Regions from separate parts of the Homo sapiens genome. Here region 1 is linked to region 2. A link is a contact called in ENCODE Hi-C or POLR2A ChIA-PET data. All regions are on one chromosome and are shown on one strand. Each heading gives the region's core, a stretch centred on a gene start or an enhancer-like site at or near the end of the contact. The rest is flanking DNA. Distances are from core to core; before and after follow the strand shown. Region 1 holds the start of RAI1-AS1 (RAI1 antisense RNA 1). Region 2 overlaps TOM1L2 (target of myb1 like 2 membrane trafficking protein).

Evidence for each region. A loop is a pair of places that touch in the nucleus more often than their neighbours do. ChIA-PET counts read pairs that join two places held with the same protein, here RNA polymerase II (POLR2A). Pooled maps may share reads with other maps.
Region 1: a map of heart right ventricle shows a loop between it and region 2 (2.0-fold over the local background). The contact joins the promoter of RAI1-AS1 here to the enhancer-like site in region 2. A Hi-C loop is called at or near these places in 5 of 168 maps with a recorded cell type or tissue (CD4-positive, alpha-beta memory T cell, CD8-positive, alpha-beta T cell, PC-9 and 2 more), 6 of 37 single-sample maps with no recorded cell type and 14 of 50 pooled maps. POLR2A ChIA-PET finds 5 or more read pairs at or near these places in 9 of 52 experiments (BJ, activated CD4-positive, alpha-beta memory T cell, activated T-cell and 4 more).

Annotation. Positions count from the first base shown.
Region 1 is chr17:17,764,602-17,767,585 of GRCh38, forward strand. It overlaps RAI1-AS1 (RAI1 antisense RNA 1), which reads right to left and starts at 1,701. Exons shown (of 2, transcript NR_130894.1): 1 at 1,217-1,701. The region is part of intron 2 of RAI1 (retinoic acid induced 1); the gene reads left to right. RefSeq lists an enhancer at 1,665-1,724.
Region 2 is chr17:17,848,772-17,851,580 of GRCh38, forward strand. TOM1L2 (target of myb1 like 2 membrane trafficking protein) reads right to left here. Exons shown (of 15, transcript NM_001082968.2): 13 at 2,122-2,181; 14 at 52-88. Among named protein-coding and RNA genes, the nearest start is that of SREBF1, 13 kb to the left of the region's middle. RefSeq lists enhancers at 1-621, 1,123-1,382, 1,204-1,498. Within about 2 kb of position 1,425, at least 28 of the 41 ENCODE cell types and tissues checked have a DNase peak (open chromatin) inside an H3K27ac peak, as active enhancers do; they include CD8-positive, alpha-beta T cell and heart right ventricle, where a contact is called at or near this core.

The DNA of each region.
Region 1 (2,984 bases), core at 451-2,950, 84 kb before region 2:
AGCTGGGATTACAGGTGCCTGCCACCACGCCTAACTAATTTTTGTATTTTTAGGGTTTTGCCATGTTGGCCAGGCTGGTCCTGAACTCCTGGCCTCAAGATATCTGCTTACCTCGGCCTCCCAAGTAGCTGGGATTACAGGTGCCTGCCACCACGCCTAACTAATTTTTGTATTTTTAGGGTTTTGCCATGTTGGCCAGGCTGGTCCTGAACTCCTGGCCTCAAGCTATCTGCTTACCTCGGCCTCCCAAAGTGCTGGGATTATAGGCATGAGCCACCGCGCCTGGCCTCCTCTTCTTTTACTATTTATGAGACCTATCTGTGCTGTGTGTGGCAGTGGTTTTTCATTATTGTGTAGTATTCTATTGTGTGCATATGCCACAGCTTATTTCTCCCTCCTACTTTTGATGAACACTTGGATTGTTTATAATCGGAGGATCTTCGGTGGCTTGCGCCTGTATTCCCAGCACTTTGGGAGGCTGAGACGGGAGGAGAGTTTGAGACCAGCCCAGGCAACATAGCAAGACCTCATCTCTCAAACATTTTTTTGAAAACTAAAATAGTTGGAGGATCTTGTGAATATACCTGCCGTGAACATTCTCCAACACATTGTTTGGTTCCTGTATGTGGAGTTCCCATTCAATGTGTGCCTTGGAAGTGGAACTGCCATGGTCTCATTTGCATTTAAGAAGCCTCTACTGGACACACAGAAGAGACCGAGGTACAGTCCAGGCAGGAGGTGGAGGGGAAGGTATGTGGGCCCAGCCCTAGGGCTCCTCCACCTCAGAATCCAGAAACATCCCCAGCGTGGACTTGTCTTCCAGGCGACTTGGGGGTCTGTATTGTACACACAAGATGAAAATCGTGTAAAGCAAGGCCCAGACACATGAGGCTGAGTGTGCAGCCCCAAACGGCAAGACGTAGGCCTTACTGTGTGAGTCACACGGTGGTGTTATAGCACATTCTAGTACACAGGCAAGAATAGTTGTATAATATTTGAATGCACTGAACTCACTTCCACCAGGTACACGTGTGAGGAATCTCCCTGCAAGTCACCCGTTTCACAAGAGGGAAGACGGCCCATCTTTTAAGTCAGGGGAGGGGACCACTTGCCCTGGGGCCTCGGGCTGGGGTTCAGCCTGCCTCTGTTCCCCACTCTTGGACACACAGGATGAAGGGCCCCAGTGCTGATCGCTCACAGGGGTGGTAAGACTTACCCTGTTACCCTCTTGGGGTGTGGCATTTCTTAGAAGCCAAGCATGGGTAATCCTTTGCCTGGAATGAAGCCAGGAGAATGGTGGGGCTTCAGGCTCTGGTTCTAGAAGACAGGGCTTCTTGGGAGCTGCCCCTGGAGCCTCCCAGCCTGAGCGGTAGGTGCTGGAGCTGGTGCCTTTGAACTTGGATTCATCACAGGGAAGACCTGGGGTCCAGGCCTGGTTCCGAGGTGCCCAGGCCAGCCCCTGAGCAGCCAGGCGGCCTTCTTGTGAACTCACATTGTAGTGTCCCGTGCAGCTGTCCTGGTCCTGCAGGATGCATTCCCCACCCCCAAGCCCTTAAGGGCTGTTGGGTTTTGTTTTTAAGAAACATATGGCCTAGTTGTTACTTTGGCTGGCCTCCCCAAGCCTCATGTCTCTGAGACCCCCACTCCTAAGGAAGGGGGCCAGGCATTGATGGGGGTGTCTGGGAAGCCGAGGGAGGATGCCTGCCAGTTATGAGAAAGATGCATCTTTGTCGCAGACACATGTGGGGCGCTCTATGTAAATTGTTTCAGCGCCTAACAGGAAGAAGAAAAATGAGGCTTTGATGCGAGCCACCACCTCTCAGCCAGGCGTGGTGTCACTCAGGCGCGTCCGAGGCCTGCTTCTATTAAGGAGCTGTAAGCTCTTCTCAGGCCAGAGACCCAGGGTGCTCTCTGGGCAGGAGGTGGCTCTGCTCTGTCTGCCGAACTCTGGGCGTCAGCACTGGGGCGTGCTGGGGCCTCAACCCAGCCCCACCTCCAAGGCAGGCGGAGAGCACTGCTGATGGATTCCCCAGCACTGCACTGTGCGAGGCCCAGGGCGGGGACCCCAGCAGGCAGCGTGGTAGGGTTTGCTGGGGATGACAGGCAGGCGCACAGGCGGCGGCACTGTTAGGCCCCATGTGATGGCCACAGCCTGGCACAGGAATCGGTGCTCCAGGCAGCAGACAGCAAAGGTGTGGAGGCAGGAAAGGAGCCACTGTCTCTGAGGCCTGGGAGAGCACTGCGGGTGCTGGAGATAGATGGTGGCAGGGGCCAGCTCAGGGGAGGGCAGGAATCTGGTCTTGTGGCTTTGGAAGCCCATGGGTTGCGAGCAGGAGAGGGTGGGGTGGTGTGAGTCTGAGGGAGGTCTCAGATGGGAGGGGAGGGCGGAGTGGGGCAGGGACCAGTGAGGGCCAGAGTGGAGACTGGGCAGGAGGGCATAGCACACACATGGACATGCTTCCCAATGAGCCCTGGCCCAGTCAACTCCCAGCTCCAGGAACCCCCCACAGCCCTTTGCTGGGGTGCACACCGTCCAGAGCACTGACTTCCCCAACGAGCCAGGTGGAAATGTCCCAGGGAGGACCCCGGGGCCTGAGGAGCCTACTGAATCCTCAACAAAGAAGGGAAGAGAGGCCTAGGCCACAGCAGGCCCAGAATTATTGTGTTATGCTCTGGATCTTGGGGAATGTGTAATCCCCACACCGTATCTATGGCAACTCTCCATTAACCAGAATTTGGTTCTACAAATTCCTGTTCCCATTCATTCTAGAAAACTCAGAGCTGTTGGTCTTTTTAAAAAAACTCGCTGAAAAAAAAAAAAAGATACTAAAGAATGTAAAGAAGAAAATGAAGTCAGCTCCAGCCCCTCTGCTGAGAACACACTGATGTTAGTACTTTCGTGCATTTCCACCCAGTTTGTTTAAGAAAATTGGGATTGTGTTGAATGCCTGCTTTTGCATCCTGCCTTTTCCATTGTGCTTCAG
Region 2 (2,809 bases), core at 175-2,674:
CCTGCACAGAGGCAACAAAAGGGGGCTGTAAGGCCACTGGCCAGGCCATACCTTCACTTGTGACACCCTCCTCCAGATCATCACCCTTCTGTGGGAGGAGCAGAGAAAATGAAATTAGGGCACTGGTCCAAGCACTGCCCGCCCAGCCACCTCTGTCTGCCCATGGCCACCCTAGGACAGCACTGCCCAGGGTAGCCTGAACAAAACTTCCTAATTTTCCCTGTTTCCAGATTTCTGTAATAGTAAAATACTGCTCTTCTTATTGGAGAAACAGAAGCTTTGTTTTTAAAAAACAAAAGCAAAAAATTCAAACATGTTTTAGGTTTTGATCCTCCAGAAAGGCTGGAAAGAAAACTCCAAAAACGGTGCAGGCTGGTTCTCCAGCCTGGGCTGCAGAGGGCGGGACCCCACCTTTGGCACTCTTGAGGCTCTAGGGAGAGGCACAGAGCAGTAGCCACAGGGGGCTGAGCCTGAGCACACACAGGGTCACGTGTGCCCAACACAACACCCACTCACTGCCAGCCACAGGGTTTCTGGGAAGACGCTGTTGACACCAATAGCTGGAAACCGCATGAGGCCTTGATGGCTCAGGGCCACAAAGCCCACAGCACAGGGCCTGTCACTCAGTAGGTACTTTGGGAGTGGAGGCTGTGCCTCCAGAAGCCATGTCCTGCAGCCTCCTGGGAGCTGCACCAGCCTCCTCCCGTGGCCCAGATTATATTATCTGCTGCTGGCTCCTCAAGGAGCCATGGAGGCTCTGTGCACTCAAAAATTAAAGTGCATCAGACTTGATTTTGTTTGGAGAACATGGTAGTGTCTTGAGCTCATGGGGTTCCCTGGGGACTGGGGAAGAGCAGCATGTGCAGGGCCTCATTGGGAAGGGGCAGGATGGGGAAGTGACAAAGCCCTGGGCTGGGCTAGGAGACCTGGGTTCCTTCCTGACTCTACCACTGACCTGCTATGTAGCCTTACTGGACACATCCCCTCCCTGTCTGGACCCTGGGGTCCCCCTTAGAAGTTAAGGACCTTGGTCCTTCCTGCCTTGCTTCTGTGAGAGAAGCAATTTCTTTTCGAGACAGCCCCTTGGGAAAGATGTCCCGGGGTGTGTTCTTCCTCCCTGACACCCAGGCAGCTGCCTTCTTTGGCAAGGCATGTGTTTGGAAAGCTGACCTTCTGGGGAGGAGGCCCAGAGCAGCCAGAGGCCCCAACCTGAGGCCTGCTGTCCTGGTGTGGGAGGTAGCCAGGTCACCAGCCCACAGACAGCCAGGCTGACCCTGTGGTTAAAGAACTCAACAGGCTCTTCTGCCTGGGGACAAGGCCCCCTACAGAGGAGGCACCTAGGAGGGAGATGAGGTGTCTCCAGCTCTGGGGGAGAATCCAACTACCCCATGACTCTGGGCAAGCCACTTCCCAGAGTGCACTTCTTCATCCGCCACCCTGGCCCCCTACTGGGCTGCTGAGAGTGAAAGTGCTTTGTAAAGAACAGAGGGAGGGGCCAGCAGTTATCACATGCAGCCACTGCAGCTCTCCTTTCTTGGGACCTGTTGCCATTTTCAGATGCATAGTATCCTCATCTTCTAGCCCTATCTCTGAGGATGGAGACAATGGGTCTTTGGGGCAGGGGTTCTTTTACATCAAAAATCAGGAAGGGAGGAGGGGGATGACAGCCAATTAAAAACAAAAGCACTGTGTGTATACTTCACAATTAAAAAAAAAAGAAATGAAAACAAAACAAAACAAAACAAAAAACATGCTCCCCCAACACTCCCTCCCCCAAAAAACCAAAGCACGGCACATACATCTGAAATGGAAAAGATACTGGGGGGAAGGCAAGTGTGTGTTTTGGAGCCAGCTACGGCTAGGACTGTGTGGGTGAAGGAGGCTGTGCCCAAGGCCTTGCCCCCAGCACAGTTGGCCTCCGCAGGCCGGGAGGCCACTGCAGCACCCACAGCTATGGGCTGATGTCGGGGAGGAGGGGCAGCTATGGAGCTTGCCCAGACCTCCCTTCTCCACTGACCCAGACAGGGGTGGAGCCCCTGCTGATGCTCCCCCAAGGCCTGTCCTCAGAAGAGCCTCTGCCGCTCCACACCCCACAGATGAAATAGAAAAGTCGAGTCTCACCAGGTCGGTCCTGAGCCACACCTCAATGTCGTCCATGACAGATGGCTGCGCAACGGGGATCTATGGAGGCGGCAAGCAGCGGGCCAGGCAGCCCCCACACAGCCAGCGAGGGGAGACAGAACACCGGAACAAAGGAAATCATCAACAGCAACCCCAAATAAAACCAAAATGTACACAGAGCAAAAAAACACAATTGGCACAGCACACAGGGGCAACACAGGGCAGCCACGTGTGAGATGGCAGGTGAGGAAAGCAATGAGGTGCAAATGATAAGAAGCAGGCTCCCGGCAGGGCCGGCGGTAAGGAAGGTGGCTGTACGCGTTCTTGAAATGGAGAACTTTTTGACTATGAGTGTCCACTCTCACATTGCGGGGCCTCTCAGCCCGGGGCTGCAAAACACCTTCTAACTTCAGGAAGGCGCTGCCACGCAGGCTGATTTTGAACTCAGCCACTATGACAGTCCGCTGTCAAGCCCAACCCAGGGAAGGCCAAGTGACAGCCTGCCCAGAGCGGGGTACAGGTGCTCAGAGGGCAGGGCAGCACCAGCCCCGGGGGGATGCAGGGGGTCTGTTTGCTCCGCTGAAGAGATTTTGAAATGCGTCCTGGTGCATTTCTGAGTGGAGAGGGGAACTGGAGGAGGTGCGTGCTCCGCTGGGCTGGGTGTGGCCTGGTAGACAGAGGCAGGCAC